Linked DNA regions of Homo sapiens: all the other regions are linked to region 4. The links are chromatin contacts, found by Hi-C or POLR2A ChIA-PET in ENCODE. All regions are on one chromosome and are shown on one strand. Each heading gives the region's core, a stretch centred on a gene start or an enhancer-like site at or near the end of the contact. The rest is flanking DNA. Distances are from core to core; before and after follow the strand shown.

Region 1 (4,905 bases), core at 1,872-4,371, 950 kb after region 4:
AAGCGATTCTCCTGTGTCAGCCTCCCAGATAACTGGGATTACAGGCATATACCACCATGCCTGGCTAATTTTTTTGTATTTTTAGTAGAGACAGGGTTTCACCATGTTGGCCAGGCTGGTCTTGAGCTCCTGACCTCAAACGATCCACCTGCCTAGGCCTCCCAAGTGCTGGGATTACAGGCATGAGCCACTACATCCAGCCTAATCTCATTAGGTTTTTACAGTGGGGTAGGGGTTATGGTTCCCATTTTACAGAACTGGCAGTGGAGGGTCAGAGAAAGGAATGAGGTGAATTTCCTGAGGTCACAGGGCTAGGAAGGGACCCCAGCTCTGCCTGCTTCCGGGTCCATTCTCTTCCCTCAGTGGGAAGGAATTTTGATGTTGGGGTGGGTGGCAGTCCCCGAGACAGTGTCTCCCCTTCCCTACTTTCCTGCAGGGCGTGGACGAGTGGATGTGGCCAGCCTGGCTGTGGGGCTGACAGGTGGCATCCTGCTCATTGTCCTGGCCGGCCTGGGAGCCTTTTGGTATCTGCGCTGGCGACAGCACCGAGGCCAGCAGCCCTGTCCCCAAGAGTAAGGGGGCTTCAGCGAGGAGGGGGTGGTGGTGGAGAGCAGGGGAGGGAGGAAGCATTGACCTAAAGGGATGTGCTAAGGATTGGGGGCAGGCAGGCACTGATGAAAGACCTAAGGACACAGTCATTTGGAGAGTGAGTCTGTGAGCTGGCTTGTGTCTGGTTTTGGCGACTGTCGCTCTGTCTGGATCCTCAGTACCTGGCCCGCAGTAGGAGCTCTGACCACTTTTGCTGCCAGCCTGTCTTTGCGGTACTGAGATTACCAGTATCCGTGGAATTACGACTCTGGATATTGTATCTGGTGAGGCTGCGACGGTGCAGCCTGTGGTGTCTTGGTGTCTGTGGTATGTCAGTTTCAGTGGTAACAGGTGCAGCACCTGAGTGGGTGTGGGAAATTGGTGAGGAGTGCGTCTGTGTTGTGTTCCTGTCTATATGGATGGGCTGAGTTCTGTCTGTTTGGTGTGTGTTGGCCTGCCTCTCTACAGGGCTGTCTTTTTTTTTTTTTTTTTTTTTGAGATGGAGTTTCACTCTCATTGCCCAGGCTGGAGTGCAATGGCATGATCTTGGCTCACTGCAACCTCTGCCTCCCGGGTTCAAGTGATTCTCCTGCCTCAGCCTCCAGTGTAGCTGGGATTATAGGCGCACTCCACTACGCCCAGCTAATTTTGTATTTTTAGTAGAGATGGGTTTCTCTATGTTGGTCAGGCTGGTTTCGAACTCCTGACCTCAGGTGATCTGCCCGCCTTGGCCTCCCAAAGTGCTGGGATTACAGGTGTGAGCCACCACGCCTGGCCCTTTTTTTTTTTTTTTTTTTTAAAAAAAGACAAAGTCTCACTCTGTTGCCCATGTTGGAGTGCAGTGGCCGGTTCACAGTTCACTGCAGCCTCAATTTCCTGGGCTCAAGAAATCCTCCCACCTCAGCCTCCTGAGGAACTAGAGCTACAGGTGTGCGCCATGCACCCGGCAGGGCTGTCTTTTTCTCTATTGCTCTGCCTGTATCTGGTGCACATGAGTGTGTCTGAATAAGAGTGTGTCTCTGTGGTTGCTGATTTCTGTGTCTACCTGTCTGTGTGCAGCTGCCTGTCATTTGAGGCGCTTTTCTGTGTGTAAGGCTAGGCTGAAGGTGACCCTCCTTTTCTGAAGTCCACCTCCCTTCCAGCTCTGTCCCAGTGTCACCCTGAGTCTCCGTCTCCTAGATCCCCTCTCTTCCTCCCTAGTCTAGGTATCCTGTAAGTTGCCTCTGCTAACTGTACCTTTGCTGTCCCCAGGGCCGGGCTCATTAGCCCTCTGAGTCCTTTGAACCCTCTGGGCCCACCGACGCCCCTGCCTCCACCCCCACCCCCACCCCCAGGCCTCCCCACCTATGAGCAGGCGCTGGCAGCCTCTGGGGTACACGACGCACCTCCACCCCCCTACACCAGGTATGGGGCGTGGCTTCTGCCCGGGGGCGGGGCGCAGAGGGGTGGGCACGTTGGAGGAGGAACCTGGGCTCAGGGGCGGGACTTGGAATTTGGGCCTTCTTACCTGGGGCGGGGCTTGGAGTGCGGGGGCGGGGCCCCATGCAATGGTCTAGGGGCGTGGCCCAGCGTTGTATGTGTGGAGCCGTATAGGAGGGTGGGGCCTGTGCCCAGAGGGTCCTGGATTGGCTGAGACGCCAAGGGCGGTCGGAGTGGTCCTGGTTGAAGGGGGGAGAAAAACAGCCAGATCTTTGACTCCCTAGTGTGCCTTTCCTCTTGCAGCCTCAGGAGGCCTCACTGAAGAGCTGCTTTCGAGACCCGGCTCTCCGAACCGTGCCCCTGATTCATACCGGATTCCGGAAGCCGCTAGGCCTCATAGACGCCGAAGCTGGACTTGGAGTGGGGAATGGTGGGAGTAGGGGTCATCCGGCCCGAGGCCTGCCCTGGCACACGCGTTTCCGCCGCGTATGGATATACACATGTTTTCGGCAACGTGTTCCCGTGTCCTGGCCCCTCACGGGCCCCCACACTCTCCTGACCGTGAGGGCACTGGTCAGTTCCGCCCCCGTGGTAGGCAGACGCGCGGGGAAATTCGGACCCAGGAGCCCAGCCCCGGCTGTGCCATCTTGTGTATGGGCAGATATGACCTGACAGCCCCCTCCAGTGCCACAGGGTACGCACACGCAGAGCCCCGCCTGTGCACACGCGTGTCTTCGTGCACTCCCCGTGCGGTACAGGGGCACTTCGTAACCCAGGGAAAGGGCGGGGGGCATATTTGCAAGCGCGCTCGGTGCGGGCAGGCTCGCATTGCACCCAGGGAGCTGGAGTTGAGCTGTTCCCCTAAATAAAAACCCTTCGGAAAGGAGACCAAAAAAAGCAGAAATAATGCAAAAAATAATAATGAAATGAACTGCGATCCCGGGCGCATCGGAACTGGTTTTCTGTGCAAACGCGCCCTACACCCCCAGGCCCTGCTCGCGCTCAGTCTCTCTCTCACTCTCCCTTTTTTTTTTTTTTTTTTTGCATTTGCACGGGATTGTGGGAGGAAGCGGAGCGCAGCCAGACACCCCGCCGCCCGCCCCCCCTTCCCCTCCCCCCTCCCCCAGCCGCCTTGTGCAAAGATGGCTGCACCGTGAGCGCAGAGGAGGAGGAGGCGGCGGCGGCGGCGGCGAGAGAGCGAGCACCCAGCGCCTGCACCCACCCCGGGGCCGCCCGGGACGCCCCCTCCCGAGCGCGCGCCCCCCCTTTTCTCTCGCAAGCGCCGGGGCAAAGGCGGAGACAGCGGGGTCCCTCCTCCCCCCTTCCCTCCTCTAGGGGGAACCCCCCTTCCCCCTTCCTTGGCTCAGCGACTGCACCCCCTCCCTTGCCCGCCCCTCCGCCCCTGCCCCCTCCCTCCCCCGCCCGGGGCCTTCCCGGGCCTTCGGCGGCTGCAAAGAAAAAAAGAGAGAGAGAAAAGGGGGGAAAAAAAAGCAGCAGCGGAGGGAGCGGCGGCGGAGGAGAGCGCGCGCGCGCCCCCTCCCTCCCTCCCTCCCTCCCCCTCCCCCCAATTTCCACCGCGGCCAATTCATGGACAGGAACTACCCCAGCGCCGGCTTCGGGGACCCGCTCGGCGCCGGGGCGGGATGGAGTTACGAGAGGTCAGCGAAAGCTAGGTAAGGAGCTGAGGGTGGCCTAGAGAAGGGGGCCAAGGGGTGGGAGCCCAGCCGGGCCGGGCCGGGCCGGGCCGGGCCCGCCCGGCGACGCGTGCATCGCAAACTCCCCTCCGGCTTGCAAGGGAGCGGCCTTCCTCGGTTTGTAACAACGCCGCCGCCCCAGTTTGCAAATTGCAAACTCCGCCAAAGCCAGCTCCGGCATGCAAAGGGAGAATTGCAGCGGGAAAATGGGGGTGCAAAACAATTTCGGACGGGAAGGCCTTGGGAAGGTGGGAGGGACTGGCGAAGCAAGGCCTGGACTTCCCCCCATCCTTGGATTCCCGGCTTGGTGACCCCTCCCCCCCGCGCCCCAGGCACTGCTCTTGCAAAGGTGGGAAGAAGAGAAGAATTAGAACGCAGATCTGGGGGGCGCGAACCCCCTCTCAGGTCCTATTGTTCCGGGACTGTGCGAGGCCGCGCCACTAGGCGCCCCCCCAAGAATTCCGCGCGCAGAGTGGGCACGGGGCCCCGCCCCCTTCCTAAGCTGGGGTTGTGTGTGTGTAAGGGAGGGGGTCAGGCGTCTGGGACACGCCCCCTTTAATGCCCCCACCCCCAAAGGCAGAGAATCCTAGTTGATCGCAAGGAGTGGAGCGTTTGCCCTCTTGAGTCTGGCCACGGACTGGTGCCGTTGCATGGGAAGAGTCGGATGTTTCCCGGGTGTGTGTTTGTGTGTCTGAGCGTGGGCCCTGTGCGTGCGTGGCTGGCAGCGTGTTCACCTGTGAATCTGCCCCTTTCCTGTTGCTTATTGGTGTGGCGCCCTCACACTTCACCTATCCCCAGCACCTCCCCCCCAACACACCTGGATTTCCCAGCAGGGCATAACCCCAAGTGTGTCAGGATTTTCCGTGTGGGATTCCTCCGTCTATATCTTTTCTTCCCCACGGGTGAGTTGGATACCCGTTTGCACACATACCTGGCATTGCATGGGCCCATGCATTTGAACCTCAACCCCCGGGGATGGTCGGTGTTCTTGTTCACACTTGTACCTGGTACTTTCCCCAGGTCTTATTCCCTCTTCTCTCCACCCCCCAAACCGTTGCCGCTTGGGAACCGATCTTCCTCCTGCTCCCAACTTGTTCTGCACCACCCCATGAAGTTCAGGGCCTATGTGTTCCCGTGTGTCTACGGAAGAGGAGGCGTCCATGTGGACCTCTGGCGTTGGCCCCATAGCCTGTGTCGCCGGAAC
Region 2 (5,108 bases), core at 274-2,773, 730 kb after region 4:
CCCGCCGGCGCCTTCCTACCTCCCGGCCTGGGGCTGGGGAGCCGCGGGCGGGCGGGGCGCTGCGAGGGAGAAAGTTGCCGGGAGCTTTGTTTGGGAAAAGTGGGAGGGACCGGAGGGGGGGGCGGGCCCGGCCGGCGGACAGCGGGAAGGGGGATCCGACGGTGACAGTTTGGGGAAGGATTTTTGCTTTGGGAGAGATTAGTCTATCTCGGGGCTGGTAGGAACTCAGGATTTGGGTGCTTGGGAAAGGAGGGGGATTGGGGGTTCGGACTCCAAGTCGGAGGGAAAAGGCTGATAGGAGCCAGAAACCCCTGATCTGAGGGAGGAGAGGCTGGGGGCTGGGACTCCTGGGTCTGGGGGCTGGGACTCCTGGGTCTGGGAGAGGAAGCGGCTGGAGAGAGATATGGGCTCCTAGGTCTGAGAGGGGACGGGGCTAGGCGCCTGGAATCCCGGCTACCCTCGTGTTTGTGTATTGGGGGTGCGGAAGTGATACGAATACAAAGAGTCTTTACTGTTAAGCCCTGAGGTTTTTTTTCTTTTTTTCTGTTTGGTTTTTGGTTTTTTTGTTTTTTGTTTTTTTTGTTTTTTTTTTTTTTTGAGGATTGGGGTCTGGGGATGGGTTTTGACTGATTCCTATGACGACCTGGTTTCCTTGTGACCTCACCACAGTTAAGAGTCGTGGGCAGGACCACCGGGAGTTTATTGGAGGCCCACGTAGGTGCAGATTCCTCATCTACAGGCGCTAGTGGACTGGAGACGGCTGGCGGCTGTCCCGGGACGGGGAAGAGAGCTTTGGTGCCTGAGGGAAGATGGCTTAGGGCCCGGTCCCTTAAGGGTGAAAGGCTGCGTGTTCAAAATTACGGGACTAGAGGGGGCGGGAGTCCGGACCTGAGGTCCTCAGGGAAAAGGAAGTCTGATTCTGGGTTCCTTGGAAGATGAAATATAAGACTGGATTTAGGGTTTCCGGAGACAACGGGACTTTTTAGTGGAGCGGGAGCGGGAAAACCAGAAGGGACACGGAGAAAAGGTTCCGAAACAGATACACAATTAGAGTGAGAGCTAAAAGGGATGCTTGTACTCCGGTGTCTCCAGTAGGAGGAGCCTAGGACTGGAACTTGGGGTGATGAGGGCAAGATCTGGGACGCAGGGGCGTGGTCCAGTGCAGGGGCGTGGCCCAGTGCAGGGGCGTGGCTTTCAGCCAAGGGGCGTGGCCATTGCGATTGGGCGGGACTCCGAAACGAGGGCCGCAATCAGAGAACACCGCCAGGACTTCCAGGACTTGGTCTCCAGGACTGAGGTCAACTGACGTGGGCGTGGTCTGACTGTGTGGGCGTGGCCAGGGAATGAACTCACGGCTCTGGCTTAAGGGGTGTGGTGAACGAAGGATGGGGCGTGGCTGTGTCACCAAGGGCGTGGTCATGGAGTAGAGGCCCGGGCTCCTGGGTGAGGCCGGCAAGTTTGGAGCGTGGTCAGACAATAGGGGCGTGGCTACGGCTCGCGGAGCGCAACCAACGCTCTAGACCAGACCTGGGCTCGAGACCATAACTGTTTGGCTTTAACAGTACGTGGGCGGCCGGAATCCGGGAGTCCGGTGACCCGGGCTGTGGTCTAGCATAAAGGCGGAGCCCAGAAGAAGGGGCGGGGTATGGGAGAAGGTGAGGATTGAGATCTGGTGGTGAACGTGGGCGAAAGTGAGGAAAAGACCATTGGATGAGGCCGGGTGCTGTGGCTTACGCCTGCAATCCCAACACTTTGGGAGGCCCAGGTGGGCGGATCGCTTGAGATCAGGAGTTCGAGACCAGCCTGGGCAATATGTCGAAACCCTGTCTCTACAAAAAATACAAAAATTAGCCGGGCGTGGAGGCGCGCGCCTGTGGTCCCAGCTACTTCGGGGGGCTGAGGTGGGAGAATCACCTGAGCCCGGGGAGGTCGAGGCTGCAGTGAGCCGTGATTGTGCCACTGTACTCCAGCCTGGACTACAGAGTCTCGGTCTCAAAAAAAAAAAAAAAAAAGCATATGAGACAGAACCCAGAAGAGCCAGACCTGGGAGAAGACGGGGCCTGGCAAGGTGGAGGGTGTGGGAGTAGAAGAAAGAAGCAGTGGGGGAAATGAGCGCGGTGTGGGAGTTGCCTGAACTGGGGAGGCGACCTGGGCAAGGTGCTGGAGAGGGGCGTCTTGGGTGGGGGCGTGGCCACTGTGCGGGGCTCTGACCCCGACCCTTGCCACAGCCTCCCCACCTGCCCCCGCAAGGCGGCATCTGCTGGTCCTGCTGCTGCTCCTCTCTACCCTGGTGATCCCCTCCGCTGCAGCTCCTATCCATGATGCTGACGCCCAAGAGAGCTCCTTGGGTCTCACAGGCCTCCAGAGCCTACTCCAAGGCTTCAGCCGACTTTTCCTGAAAGTAAGCGATGGCGGGGGGATGGGGGAAGAAGTACTGAGAAGAGGTTCAGGGACACAGAGTGGGAGATGGTTCAGGGCCAGGCAGGGGGACAGACAGGATGAGAGGGCAACAGGGAGACCAAGAGATAGGAAGAGGGAAGGGACTGGGCCCAGGCTATAATCACAGCACTTTGGGAGGCTGAGGCAGAAGGATCATTGGAGCCCAGTACTTGGAGACCAGCCTGGGTAACATAGTGAGACCCTCATCTGTACAAAAAAATATAAAAAATAGTTGCAGGTACATGCGCCTATAATCCCAGCTGCTTGGGAGGCTGAGGCAGAAGGATCCCTTGAGCCCAGGAGGTCGAGGCTGCAGTAAGCCATGATAGCACCACTGCACTCCAGCCTGGATGACAGAACAAGGAGACCCTGTCTCTAAACAAATAAATATATACGTGCATAAATAAGAGAGGAAAGGTAACAGGCAAAGAGAGAGGAGATGGGACAGAGACAAGAGACTGGGGAAAGAGACAGGAGGAGAGGGGGATGGGGACAGAAGAGGAACAGGGATAGTAAGGCAATGGGACTGAGAATAGAGAGAGAATTCATGGGGGATGGAGGCCGGAGGTTAGGCCCTAAGTATCAGAGGGCAGAAAGTAAAGGGGATGGGAGGGACTTGGGGCAAGGCCTCGGGAGCATCCTAGCAGGGCTGCAGAAGGGGCTGTACTGAGGAGATGTGAGGTCCAGCAGCTCACCAGTCCCTCCTCCGGCCCCAGGGTAACCTGCTTCGGGGCATAGACAGCTTATTCTCTGCCCCCATGGACTTCCGGGGCCTCCCTGGGAACTACCACAAAGAGGAGAACCAGGAGCACCAGCTGGGGAACAACACCCTCTCCAGCCACCTCCAGATCGACAAGGTGCCTATGCAGGGAAGCCCTTCCTGAAGTCCCCTTGGGATCCCTCCATCCCGCCATCCCTCGTGCTGCAGTATCTGTTGGGAGGGAAGGAGGGCGGAGGAGGAAAGCAGGTTTGCTCTCACTCTCTCATCGGATCCTCACAGATGACCGACAACAAGACAGGAGAGGTGCTGATCTCCGAGAATGTGGTGGCATCCATTCAACCAGCGGAGGGGAGCTTCGAGGGTGATTTGAAGGTTAGGACGTGCCCCGCCGTCAAAGTGTCCAGGCCCAAACATTTTCTTTTTTTCTTTTTTAAAGAAGAGTCTCACTCTGTCACCCAGGCTGGAGTGCAGTGGCACGATCTTGGCTCACTGCAACCTCCGCCTCCGAAGTTCAGGCAATTCTCCTGCCTCAAGCTCCTTGGTAGCTGGGATTACAGGCACCTGCCACCACGCCCGGCTAATTTTTTGTATTTTTTTAGTAGAGACAGGGTTTCTCCATGTTGGTCAGGCTGGTCTTGAACTCCTGACCTCAAGTGATCTGCCCATCTTGGCCTTCCAAAGTGCTGGGATTACAGGCATGAGCCACCATGCCTGGTGAGGCCCTAACATTTTCTGTAGTTTAGGAGGACAAGAAGAGGAACTGACCCTCTTACTCCTCTGTGTGGAACTTCCTCCTTCTGAGCCTCAGTTTTGCCATCTCTCAAGTGGGGCAATCCAACTGTCAGAAATGAGATTTTTGACCTCAGAATACATCTGCAAGGGTTTAGTAGACCCTAGAGGGTTTTGTATCAAAGTGGTTTTCTTTTTTTTTTTTAACTACATAATAGTCAATCAAAGTGTTTCTATGAGCACCAAAATGTTTTATAAACCAAGAAGGGTTTTTAATTCTAAGTGCTTGGAAAGCTTCACCCTCATAAACCCCAAATTGTGTTTTTGTCTCAAAGTAAGTGCTCTGCAAACTTCAGAGTATTTTTCAATCTATCCCAAAGTGGTTGGTAAACCTCTCCATTATAAACTCCAAAATGTTTTTGTTGTTATTGTGGTTTTGATTTTTGGGGTTTTTTTTGTTTGTTTTTTTGGTTTTTTTTTTTGAGAATGGAGTCTTGCTCTGTTATCCAGGCTGGAGTACAGTGGCACAATCTCAGCTCACTGCAACCTCCAACTCCCAGACTCAAATGATCCTCCCACCTCAGCCTCCGGAATAGCTGGAACTACAGGCGCGGACCACCACACCCAGCTAATTTTTCTATTTTTAGTAGAGACGGGGTTTCGCCATGTTTCCCAGGCTGGTCTCGAACTCCTGAGCTCAGGCAATCCGCCCGCCTCTGCCTCCCAAAGTACTAGGATTATAGACATGAGCCACCACACCTGGCCCAAAATGTGATTTTCTTCTTCTTTTTTTGTTTTTTTTGAGATGGAGTTTCGCTCTGTTGCCCAGGCTAGAGTGCAATGGCACAATCTCAGCTCACTGCAACCTCCGCCACTGAGGTTCAAGTGATTCTCCAGCCCTAGCCTCCCAAGTAGATGGGACTACAAGTACGTGCCACCACGTCCAGCTAATTTTTGAATTTTTAGTGTAGACAGGGTTTCGCCATGTTGGCCATGTTGGCCAGGCTGGTCTCGAACTCCTGACCTCAGCTGATCCACCTGCCTCGGCCTCCCAAAGTGCTGGGATTATAGGCATGAGCTACTGCGCCTGGCCCAAAATGTGATTTTTAATACCAAAGAGCTGTATGAATGCTAAATGCGTTGTGTATTTCACCTTTGGTAAACTTTTTTTTTTTTTTTTTTGGAGACGAAGTCTCGCTCGTCCCCCAGGCTGGAGTGC
Region 3 (5,656 bases), core at 1-2,500, 700 kb after region 4:
AGGCACAAAAACAAGTGGGGAAGGGGGAGACAGAGAAAAGAAGACAGGCTGGGCACAGTGGCTCACGCCCATAATCCCAGCACTTTAGGAGGCCAAGGCAGGAGGATCACTTGAGCCCAGAAATTTGAGACCAGCCTAGGCAACACAGTGAGACTCCCATCTCTACAAAAAATGAAGAAAATTAGCCAGGCATGGTGGTGTGCACCTGTAGTCCCAGCTACTTGGGAGGCTGAGGTGCAAGGATTGCTCGAGCCTGGGAAGGTTGGGGCTGCAGTGAGCTATGATCGCACTACTGCATTCCAGCCTGGGCGACCCTGTCTCAAAAACAAAAACAAAAGAGAGATGAAGAGAGAAAGGAGGAAGGACCCAAAGAAGGGGCCAGAAGCAGAGAGAGGCCAGGCACAGTGGCTCACGCCTGTAATCCCAACACTTTGGGAGGCCAAGGCAGGAGGGTCGCTTGAGTCCAGGAGTTCCAGACCAGCCTGGGCAACCTAGTGAGACCCTATCTCTGTTTTTTTTTAATTAAATATAAAAAATACAACACTCCCACTCCATAGCAAGACCCCATTTCTACAAAAAATACAAAAATTAGCCAGGCATGGTAGTGTGCACCTGTAATCCCAGCTACTCAGAAGGCAGAGGTGGGAGGATAGCTTGAGCCCAGGCTACAGTGAGCTGTTTTCCCCACCGTACTCCAGCCTGGGTGAAAAGTGAGACCCTGTCTCAAAAAGAAACAAATATATAAATAAAATAAAGAAACACAGAGAGAGGGAGGATAGAGACCCCAGGAGGCAGGAGGACAGAGACCCAGAGGAGGGAGAGACTCTGCTGAGATAAGGGGACAGAGATGGGGAGTAGCAGGAAGGTGGGGACAAAGACCCAGAGAGGAGGAACAAGAGACCCAGGGCAGGAAATGGGAGACACAGCTGGATGCAGAGATGGGAGAGCTTAGCAGGCCATGAGGTCAGAGTGTCTGTGAGGTCAGCTGCTGTCCAGGGTCAGCCCTGAGGTCCCCATGCCCAGAGGTGGGTTCCAGTAGATCAGGGGTCCCTTTAGATCCCCCAGCGCCTGAGACATGGAGACCTGGGAGGGACTGCCCCATGAGTCCTTGGTGCCCACAAATTCCAAGGCCCCTCAGGTACCAGAGCATGTGTCCCAGTGGAGCAGGTGAGGGAGACAGGGACAGAGAGAGAGACAGAAAGCCACCTTACATGAAGCGGGAGTGGGTGGAGCCCCACCCCTGGAACTTCCTCTTTTGGGGTTCTTCCTTTCTCTCTCAGCTCTCCGTCTCTCTTTCTCTCTCAGCCTCTTTCTTTCTCCCTGTCTCCCCCACTGTCAGCACCTCTTCTGTGTGGTGAGTGGACCGCTTACCCCACTAGGTGAAGATGTCAGCCCAGGAGAGCTGCCTCAGCCTCATCAAGTACTTCCTCTTCGTTTTCAACCTCTTCTTCTTCGTGAGTTGCCTCATGGCTACCCAGCCGGGGCCCAGCCCCTGCCGCTAACCCAGCCCTCATCTTCCCCTGTGGCCCACCCCCGTATCCGCATCTCCTCTCCCCAGGTCCTCGGCAGCCTGATCTTCTGCTTCGGCATCTGGATCCTCATTGACAAGACCAGCTTCGTGTCCTTTGTGGGTGAGGGGGGCTGGGGCAGGTGGGAGGGCCTCCCCCAACCCAAGCAACTTCCTGGGGTCTCCCTTGTCTCAGGGAGACCTACGGTGCCCTACTCTGCAGGCAGGCTACAGGCTCCCATCCACTGCTCACCGGAGGCTTCTTGGAGCCTGAGTCTTCTTCCGGCAAATGGGGTTGTGCATACAAACAACAATGATCATGAGAGCCATTTCTCAAGCACTTCCTATCTGTCGGGACTTGTGGCTGGTCAGATGCCCCCACAAACCTTCCCCTCGCTTGAGGTTCAGAGAGGGGAAGCCCCTTGATGGATGTCATACAGCAAGGACGTAAAAGAGCCAAAATAACATTAATAATAGGAAAATAATAATGAAGTATGACCCTAAATAATAATGAAATATAACCCTAAACGCTCATATTTAAGAAGTCTTTGCCCTGTGTTGAGGACTGGGTTGAACACATGTCCTCATGTGTCTCTCAAAATGACCCTAGGGGCCGGGCGCGGTGGCTCACACCTGTAATTCCAGCACTTTGGGAAGCCGAGGCAGGTGGATCACTTGAGGTCAGGAGTTCGAGAATAGCCTGGCCAACATGGTGAAACCCTGTCTCTACTCAAAAATACAAAACGTTAGCCAGGCATGGTGGCACATGCCTGTAGTCGCAGCTACTAGGGAGGCTGAGGCAGGAGAATCACTTGAACCTGGGAGGCAGAGGTTGCAGTGAGCCGAGATCACATCACTGCACTCCAGCCTGGGGGACAGAGCGAGGCTCCAACTCAAAAAAAAACCCTAAGAAATAGATATCATCTCCTATGCCTCAGGGAGGTTTAAGGAGCCAAGCCAATGTCACAGAACAAGTGATAGGGCTGAAACTACTGGGGACGAGGAGGAGCTGAAGGAGGAAGGAGAGGGTAAGAGGAAGAGAGACAGAGATCCAGGGACGGGAAACAGGCCCAGAAAGAAGAGAAAGTTTCAGAAGGAAACAGGGACTCAGGGTGGGGCAGGGACAGAGTCCCAGAGAGAGGGGCACCAAGATACTGCTCCCCACTTGGGTGGCTGCCTAGGTGGGAAATGGGGCTGCCTGGAGCTGTGCCACACAGCTCATCATCACTCCCCTCACCTCTCCCAGGCTTGGCCTTCGTGCCTCTGCAGATCTGGTCCAAAGTCCTGGCCATCTCAGGAATCTTCACCATGGGCATCGCCCTCCTGGGTTGTGTGGGGGCCCTCAAGGAGCTCCGCTGCCTCCTGGGCCTGGTGAGTGCACCATCCCTCTCCGTCCCTAGGAACACTCCTATCCCCACCCTCAAAAATGGCCTGGGCCGGGGTTGCAGGGGTGGTCAGCCTGATCTCTCCACTCTGCTCCCCAGTATTTTGGGATGCTGCTGCTCCTGTTTGCCACACAGATCACCCTGGGAATCCTCATCTCCACTCAGCGGGCCCAGGTGAGCTTCCTGCAGTGGCCACCACCCACCCCCAGCAGGGAGGAGAGGGAAGGGAGTGGTGGGAGAGGGTGGAGAGAGACCGAAACAAGGGCAGACAGGGGCTAACCTAGATAAAGAGAAATAAGAGGCTGGGCCTGGTGGCTCACGCCTGTAATCCCATAATCCCAGCACTTTGGGAGGCTGAGGTGGGAGTCCAGGAGTTTGAGACCAGCCTGGGCAACATAGTGAGACCCCATCTATATTTAAAAAAAAAATCCGGGTGTGATGGTGTGCACCTGGGGTCCCAGCTACTTGGGAGGTCGAGGTGGGAGGATCACTTGAGCCAGGGAGTTTGAGGCTACAGTGAGCCATGCACTCAGCCTGGGTGACAGAGTGAGACCCTGTCTCAAAAAATAAATTAATAGAAAGACACACCGACCTGGACCAAGGGAGACAGGCATAAACAGCTCCAAAGGGAAACACACGGGAAAAAGAGAGAACAAGAGAAAGAAATAGACGCCCTGAAAGAAGAGACAGAGACTTATGAGCCGTAGAAATAGTGGAAGAAACAGAAAGACAGACCTGAAGTACACAGAGCTAGCCATTCAGTAAGGATTTGAGACTGGCCCAGAGATGCACAGGGCCCGCCTGAGGCTGGCACAGCCTGAGAGGGGGAGGGGTGGGGCGGGGAAGATAAGGCCCAGCCTCACTGGTGGCCTCTCAGCTGGAGCGAAGCTTGCGGGACGTCGTAGAGAAAACCATCCAAAAGTACGGCACCAACCCCGAGGAGACCGCGGCCGAGGAGAGCTGGGACTATGTGCAGTTCCAGGTAAGCCCCCCTCCTCCAGTTCCCTCCCGGACTGACCCGCCTCAGCCCTGTGCTTGGAGGAGACTCCACCCCAACGTGGGCCCGACCCCCAGCTCTACGATCCTAACACACCCCAATCCCTCCCAGGCCCGACGCTCCCCACTCCCCAGATGACACAACTGTCCCCGGCGTCGCCTGGTCTCCCAGTACCCAGACCCTGGCGTGGCTTCGCCATCTACCTCGAGAGACTCCGCCCCCGCCCCCGCCCCGACCAGAGGTTGTCAGGCCCCTAGTCCCAAGACCCTAGCGAGACACGGCTTCCTACCCCGTAGTGACTCTGGCTTCCACCGGACCCCGCCCCCGATGAGACTCACATGGTCTCGCACTCCTATTCACCTGTCGGGTATCAGAGGCTCAATTGCACCACCCACCCAATCTCTAGTCCACAGCGCGACCCTGCAGCTCCTTCCCCAGCCCCAGGTCACCCCGTGACTCGTCTTTCCCAGCCCCATGTTCCCGTAATGTCCCCTGGCTCCGGCCCCATCGTGACCCCAGCCCACTGTCCCCCACTCCACACCCACCACTTAGTCCCCTGCTCCCCGACCTGACCTCATACCCATCACCTTGTCCCCTGATCCCCAACATCATATGTCTCCAGTCCCGGTCCCTCTGACTCGTATCCCTCTCCCAGCTGCGCTGCTGCGGCTGGCACTACCCGCAGGACTGGTTCCAAGTCCTCATCCTGAGAGGTAACGGGTCGGAGGCGCACCGCGTGCCCTGCTCCTGCTACAACTTGTCGGCGACCAACGACTCCACAATCCTAGATAAGGTGATCTTGCCCCAGCTCAGCAGGCTTGGACACCTGGCGCGGTCCAGACACAGTGCAGACATCTGCGCTGTCCCTGCAGAGAGCCACATCTACCGCGAGGTGGGCAGGGGTTCGGAGCATAAACCTGTCGAATGGGGCGGGGCCTGCGGGAGGGGGAGGGCTGTCAGTGAGTAGCGGCCTGAGAAAGGGCGGGGTCTACGAGAAAAGGAAAGGTACGGCAGGAGGGGCGGGGCCCTCTGAAGGGGGCGGGGTCTGCAGGAAGGGCAGGGCCTAAAGAAAAGGCTGGGCTGGCTCTGGAATACAGATGTCTAGGGAGGGGCCAGGCTTGGAAAAGGTGAAGCGAGGGTGCACTAGTAAGGAGACTAGAGTGCCCTGGTGACTAGGGGAGCGGGTAGATGCCTGAAGACGGTGAGGGTTGGCCTGAAAAGAACGCTGGGCCTGGGCTTGAGAGTCCCAGAAAGAATCCCTTTAACTTTTCCCTACACCCCCCAGGGCTGCGCGCAGGGCCTCCAGAAGTGGCTGCACAACAACCTTATTTCCATAGTGGGCATTTGCCTGGGCGTCGGCCTACTCGAGGTGATCTGGCCCCGCCCCCACCCGCGATCGGCCCTAAATCCCTAGATGGCCCTGCCCTTCATTTCGCGTCCTTCGGTTGCCTGGGAAGGACGAGCTCAGGGCGGAGCGCAGCCCACCCCGGCCCTCCCGCCGCTCCACCCAGCACCGGAGGGTGGGGGCGGCCCAGCTTCAGGGAGCCCTGATTGGGTGTACGCAGGGAAAGCCTCCTGCTATTGGCTGCGATCTCCCTCCCCTTTCTCCGCAGATGACTGTCATGGTGCTGAGCGTACAGCTACAGCGCAGGGCACTCCGCCGGAAATGCGAGCCGCACGTGCCGGGCGCTGGGGATTCGAGCCCCGGGCCCAGCCTGATCGCTGACGGCGGCGGCGGGCACAGCGGCAGTCTGTGGGGTGGCTGGG
Region 4 (5,341 bases), core at 1,005-3,504:
TCCTGGGTAAACAGAATTCTGTGCCTCTCCTTTGCCTTTGCCCCTGTAAAGGACCTAGGGGCTCCAGTCCTATCCCAGTTCCATCGATTATGGGCCCAGATTCGGGGGTCAGTCCACTCCCCAGTAAATAACTCTGGTGTTCCGGACTTCCAGTTCTGGCTTCACGAGTATCCACATCGTTTGTCCCCAAGTCCCACAGAAAAACCCACAAAATCTCATTGGGCAGGCTTCCTGGAATTTAGGGTTCCAAGTCTCTCCTCCCCCATGGATCCATTGGTCCCTGACCCATTAAGAGACACCGAATCTGGCCCCCTCCCACGACACCTCTCGACAACTGGACACAGAATTCGAGGCCGCAGCCAGGTCCCACGGTCCCAGCCCCCAGCGTCGCACAGCCCCGCCCCCTGAGTCCAAGCCCCGCCCCGTCAGGACCCGCCCCGCCCCCTTCGCCGCACCTGCGCGGTGGCCGCTGGCGGTCCCGAGGGCAGCCCGGGCGGGGGCGTGCCCAGGAGAGGAGCGGGGGGAAGCCGAGCCGCACGAACCCGGCCCTGGGGAGGGTGCGGGCGTCCGCGCGGGCGACGGCTCCGGCGACGGGCCACCGGGGGGCGGCGGGCTGGGCGGGAGCCCGTGCTCCAGCAGGAAGGCGTCCAGGTCTACGTACTCCACATCGCCGAACGGCAGCGTGCGCTCCCACAGCAGTGGCGCCAACAGACCCGGGGCGGGCACCGGCCCCGGGCGCCCCCGCGGGGACCCTCCGCCCACCACTGCCCCAGCCGGGGCATCCGCCGGGCCCGCAGTCTCCAGGCCTGGCCCAGGGGTTGTGGCTGCAGGCAGGGCCGCCTTGCGCTCCTTTTCCTTCAGGAGACCTGCGGGCCGGGAAAGACGGGTTGGGATGAGGGTGAGGTGGGGGAGATAGAGATGGAGAAGAGACCCCGAGTCCGAGAGGCACAGGGCGGAGATCCAGAGAAAGAGGGGACGGGGGGTCGGAGAGGAGAGACGGGAGAAAAAGGGACGGAGACGCAGAGTGGGAGAGAGACCCAGAAAGAATGGAGACGGGGGTGGCAGAGACAGGTGGACAGATTCACAGAGATGGGGACAGAATGCCGGGAAGGAATAGACACACAGAAAGACAGCGAACCAGAGAAAGAGAGACGGAAGTTCAGGAATAGGGGGGCAGGGACAGGGTAGGTGGAGGGTTGGGCAGGTGAGAGAAAAAATGACAGCTCTGTAATTTCACTGTAATTACCCAACCCCCATCCCCTGCGCGCTGTACCCCCTTCCCCTCCCCCACCATCTGTAAGGGGCAGGAAGGGGCTCTATTCCTGGGGCACATCCCTCATCCCTAGACTCCATGTGACCCCATGACGCCCCGCCCAAGCCCGTGTCACCACCGTGTGAGCACCCGACACACCCCCTCCCTGGGACCCCAGGGGTCCAGACTCCCGGACCAAAAGGAAGAGGAGGCTGGGGCCTACACTCTTGTGAACTAAGCGGGGAGGACGTTGGGGACGTTGGTGCCTGGGTCCTTAGGGTGGACGGGCTTCAGAGCCGGCGCTTTTGGGTCCTGGGCGCTAAGGGATCTAGGGGCCTAAACACCTGAGTAATTGAGTAGATTAAGGTTGGGAAGATGGACTCCCCGCACGCAGGTTTCTATGGGACCCCACCCCACGGCACCTGAGTCCCTAAGGGGGTAGGGTGTCCGAAGTGGGTGAGATGGGGGTTAGAACTCACAGCTGGCCGGCTCTTTGGGCTTGCTGGTCCCCTGCAGAAGGCTCCGCAACCCAAGCAGCGCTCCCCCGCCAGGGGGTGTCCCGGCCGGGCCGCCCAGCAGCAGAGGGGCCGGGGTCCTGTCGCTCACAGGCCGCGCCATCGCCTGGCACCTGCCCCCAGGCTCACGGGTTCATGGAGAGGCGAAGGGCTGGCCTGCCAGTCACCAGCACACTCCAGTGGTTTGGACGAGTGTCTGCCCAGGGGCGGGCGAGTGTAGCCTGCAACCCTCCAGTATCCAGAACGCTGCAAATCCTAGGAGCGACGGGGATTTGAGGTCCTCGGTGCAGAAACGTGCAACTCAAGAGGGTCCCGGGAGATCATGCAATCTGGGCGAGGGGGTGTCCAGATCAAGCGGTCGGCTCTTTGCAACCGAGGGTGAGAGGGGACTCAAGGCGCTCCTTCTACAAGGTGGGCGAGCCTGGCTCTTGCAAAATCTGCAGCTCTCGCAACGGAAGGCGCTTTGCAATCTGCACCGAGAGGTGTGCGCGGAGGGGCGGAGGAGGGGGCAGGAGGAGGCGGCCGCCTTGAGGCGTGGCCAAAGCAAACTTCTTTCGCGGAAAAAAAAATCCAAACCAAAACACCCGACGCCACAGCGCGCGCCCCTCCTCCGGGTCCCCGCCCGGCGCGTCCAGCCCCGCCAGCCTCTATGGGCATGCAACCCAGCCGCGTGCCTCCCTCCGGCTGCAAACACGGACCAATCGTCTCCGACACCTTGAGACGCACAGCCAATGGGGCCTCTGGGTCCGCCAGGGCCCAGGAGGGCGCGTGAGGGGCTCAGCGCGTGAAGTTGCCTTGCCTTTCGGTGGGAGGCGGGACACTGACCTACATTTGCCCAATGGGAGGCGGTACTGGGGGGCGGGACCGTGACCCAGTTTGGGCCAATGAGGCAGGCGGGAGGGGGAAGCACATGGCTCTGCTCGTGCTGCCTGATGGCGAGGGGGGTGATGGGGGGAAAAGGGGCGCCGCTTAAAGGGGCCGCGGTCCTAAAGATGGTTTTGAGAAGCAGGAAGCCAAAATACCGAGAGCGGAGGTTTAGAAAGAGGAAGATTGGTTTCCGGAAGAAGTCTGTTCTTTAATACCCAAATGTTTCCCCACCGCGCCTAGAATCAGACCACTGAGAAAACAGGAAGTATTCTGTCCCTTTAATAGCTTTGTTTTAGGGGTAACTCCCCTCGCCTTGTGGGGAGGCTTAGGACGGGCGGGTGCAATCCTCGAAGGGGAGTCTCAGCGACCATGGGGGACACCATCCACTGTAAGACAGAGAACAACGGCAGGGGGCGTCAGTATAGGATGGAAGGGGCGGGGGGTGTGCAGGGGGCGTGGGCTGCGCCGCGCTGGGCCCTACCGTCGGAAGTCTGCGAGCGGGGAACCAGAATGTACTAGGTCGAGAAGCACTGGGCTGAACCACAAGAAGCCAATAGGAGGGGGGAATCGGGACGTCCAGATTCAGCAGTAGGCTGAACTACTTGAAGGTCTTCATGGGGGGGGGGGGGTGTGGACTGTACCATGTTGCGAAGCCGGGGGTGTGTGAGATTCCTGGGCTAAACCACAGGGAGGCAGAGGTGGAGGGAAGGGGTTGTACCTTGTAGATTCTCAGTAAGGGGGAAGGGAGCATCAGATTGTGGAACAGCGTAAGGTAGTACGACTTGGAAAGGGAGAGAGGATCCAAATTGTACCATTTTGGAAATTCACAGTAATAGGAAGCACAGAACAGTAGGTAATTGGACCATAGGAAGGCAGGGGTCAAGGGTTATAGACCAAGTTACAAAGCAGTGAAGAGGAAAGACAAATCGTGGGCTAGCAATGGCCTAGGGCTGGCAGGTGGACTGTACCACATAGACATGTAGGGAAAGAGAGAAAAAGAGACAGCTCACGAGGCTAGACCATATAGACGCAGGAAGGAGGATGGGACTGAATCACACTGAGACACCAAGGGGAGACACATATAAGAGGGTTAGCCCAAGACTTAGAGGGGGTGCAGACTGGACCATACCATGCAGGCGGTAGTTGGGGCCTCGGCAGCGCCTCTCGGGGTGCCGGGGGTCCCTGTTGCCCCTCAGTGCCCTGTGGGCCAAGGGCTGCAGGGGCCGGCTGTTACCGCTGAGGCTCTGGAAGATCTGAGATGGAGGATTCTGGCTCAGGAGTCTCAGGGAGTGCATCTGCAGTGGAAGGAGGGTGGGAAACTGGGAGTGAATAGTGAATGGTCTTGGTGACGTCACGCAGGAAACCCCGCCCCTGGGAGCAGGTGGGCGGGGTCTGTTCTCAGCCCCACCCACCCCCAAGGTGGTCTGACCCTCTTACCTACTTGAGTTCAGTCTATGAGGAGAGGGAGGGCAGGTGAGCAAGGGGATGCCCAGGCCAGTGAGTGGAGTACCCAGGCCTAGGAAGGGCGGTGCGGACAGAGGGTCACCTGAAGGGAGGTGATATTGAGGGCCCGGTCAATGAGGATCCAGGTGACAGTCTCGGAGCAGGGCGGGGTGCTGAGAGAGCCCTGATAGGTGATGAAGCCGAAGGATTCAGGGAACAGGAGCTCCAGGCTCAGGTCTTGAAGAAAGTAGGCATCATCTGCGGGAATATCAGGCCAGAGTAAAGAGGGATGGCACTCTTGAACCCCCTCGTGTGTGACCACTGCCCCCAGCACGCCAGGGACTTACTCTTGTAGGAGATGCGAGTGATGGTGTCGCGGTTAAGGAGGCGACTGAGGAATGGGTTAGAGGTACTGGCAACCTGTGTGGGGGTACGAGGTGAGGACACAGGAGCCCAGAAGTCCAAGCCCTCAACCTTCTCCTCCCCCAGGACCCAGGAGTCTGGGCCTCCCAGCACCCCGCTTCCCTCAGACCCCGGGTTCCAGGCACCCAACTGCTCCCTCCCTCTGAATCTCGCCTCCGCTCACGTTGACAAAGAGGCTGAGAATGGCCAGGCCATTGGGGCCGCGGGAGGCAGCGCTGAAATTCCCGTAGAGTTCCTGGTTGAAGTGAATGAGCTGCACCTGGGGGTAGCACAGAGCATGGGGTCCCCCAGCAGAAGGGGAGGAGAGCATGACCCCAGCTTTGGGGGCCCGAATCAGGCTGAGGATTAGTGCTTAGGGTGGGAGGCCAGTTCTGTGGAGGAGGATGGGGTGAGACACTAAGAGGGTGAGGTGGGAGGAATTGGGGTGACTCAGGGCGGAGGGTGGCGGGTAAACAATCAGTGGCCACTACCTCAGCAGAGAAGCCCTGGTGGTTGATCTGATGTTCCGAGCCGGCTCCGTCGCGAGCTCCAAACAGCAGCCGCAGTTCACTGAGTCGGTGGCTGTAAAGGAGGGGACCTCCAGACACATTGACCACAGGTCGGGGTGCAGGCAGGAAGGAGACATGTCGGCCGGTGTTGTACAAGGTTCCCCGGAGCTGTGGGAGAGGCGGGAGCTGTCAGGGGGCAGGGAGAGATCTTTTATCTCTCGTTTCCCACGCCTACATTTTCTGATTCCAACAGTCTTTTTTTTTTTTTTTTTTTTTTTTGAAACGGAGTCTCGCTCTTGTTGCCCAGGCTGGAGTGCAGTGGCGTGATCTCGGCTCACCGCAACCTCCGCCTC

The links. Hi-C counts contacts between places; a loop is a spot of excess contacts on that map. ChIA-PET counts read pairs that join two places held with the same protein, here RNA polymerase II (POLR2A). Pooled maps may share reads with other maps.
Region 1: a map of CD8-positive, alpha-beta T cell shows a loop between it and region 4 (11-fold over the local background). The contact joins the promoter of PRR12 here to the promoter of DBP in region 4. A Hi-C loop is called at or near these places in 2 of 168 maps with a recorded cell type or tissue (both CD8-positive, alpha-beta T cell), 2 of 37 single-sample maps with no recorded cell type and 11 of 50 pooled maps. POLR2A ChIA-PET finds 5 or more read pairs at or near these places in 1 of 52 experiments (A673).
Region 2: a loop to region 4 is called in a map of ascending aorta, with 4 times the contacts of the local background. The contact joins the promoter of DKKL1 here to the promoter of DBP in region 4. A Hi-C loop is called at or near these places in 1 of 168 maps with a recorded cell type or tissue (ascending aorta) and 3 of 50 pooled maps. POLR2A ChIA-PET finds 5 or more read pairs at or near these places in 1 of 52 experiments (activated T-cell).
Region 3: a map with no recorded cell type shows a loop between it and region 4 (6-fold over the local background). The contact joins the promoter of CD37 here to the promoter of DBP in region 4. A Hi-C loop is called at or near these places in 5 of 37 single-sample maps with no recorded cell type and 6 of 50 pooled maps. POLR2A ChIA-PET finds 5 or more read pairs at or near these places in 2 of 52 experiments (Caco-2 and GM12878).

Annotation. Positions count from the first base shown.
Region 1 is chr19:49,588,061-49,592,965 of GRCh38, forward strand. PRR12 (proline rich 12) reads left to right here and starts at 3,122. Exons shown (of 14, transcript NM_020719.3): 1 at 3,122-3,680. The coding sequence starts at 3,595. PRRG2 (proline rich and Gla domain 2) reads left to right here. Exons shown (of 7, transcript NM_000951.3): 5 at 437-572; 6 at 1,840-1,992; 7 at 2,311-2,944. The coding sequence ends at 2,329. RefSeq lists enhancers at 667-726, 3,794-4,293, 4,781-4,860 and silencers at 1,941-2,040, 2,051-2,210, 3,071-3,400, 3,561-3,810.
Region 2 is chr19:49,362,354-49,367,461 of GRCh38, forward strand. It overlaps DKKL1 (dickkopf like acrosomal protein 1), which reads left to right and starts at 1,524. Exons shown (of 5, transcript NM_014419.4): 1 at 1,524-1,655; 2 at 2,229-2,401; 3 at 3,156-3,296; 4 at 3,440-3,532. The coding sequence starts at 1,646. It overlaps TEAD2 (TEA domain transcription factor 2), which reads right to left and starts at 63. Exons shown (of 13, transcript NM_001256660.2): 1 at 1-63.
Region 3 is chr19:49,334,156-49,339,811 of GRCh38, forward strand. CD37 (CD37 molecule) reads left to right here and starts at 1,251. Exons shown (of 8, transcript NM_001774.3): 1 at 1,251-1,454; 2 at 1,559-1,631; 3 at 2,754-2,878; 4 at 2,992-3,066; 5 at 3,770-3,874; 6 at 4,545-4,781; 7 at 5,175-5,258. The coding sequence starts at 1,386. It also overlaps a transcript of SLC6A16 not described here. RefSeq lists enhancers at 802-871, 1,362-1,481, 5,309-5,656.
Region 4 is chr19:48,635,125-48,640,465 of GRCh38, forward strand. DBP (D-box binding PAR bZIP transcription factor) reads right to left here and starts at 2,255. Exons shown (of 4, transcript NM_001352.5): 1 at 1,732-2,255; 2 at 456-866. The coding sequence starts at 1,870. CA11 (carbonic anhydrase 11) reads right to left here. Exons shown (of 9, transcript NM_001217.5): 4 at 4,971-5,156; 5 at 4,664-4,759; 6 at 4,425-4,497; 7 at 4,181-4,335; 8 at 3,764-3,929; 9 at 2,822-3,020. The coding sequence ends at 2,995. It also overlaps the pseudogene SEC1P. RefSeq lists silencers at 317-626, 747-806, 1,843-1,962, 2,193-2,302, 2,473-2,692 and an enhancer at 3,303-3,472.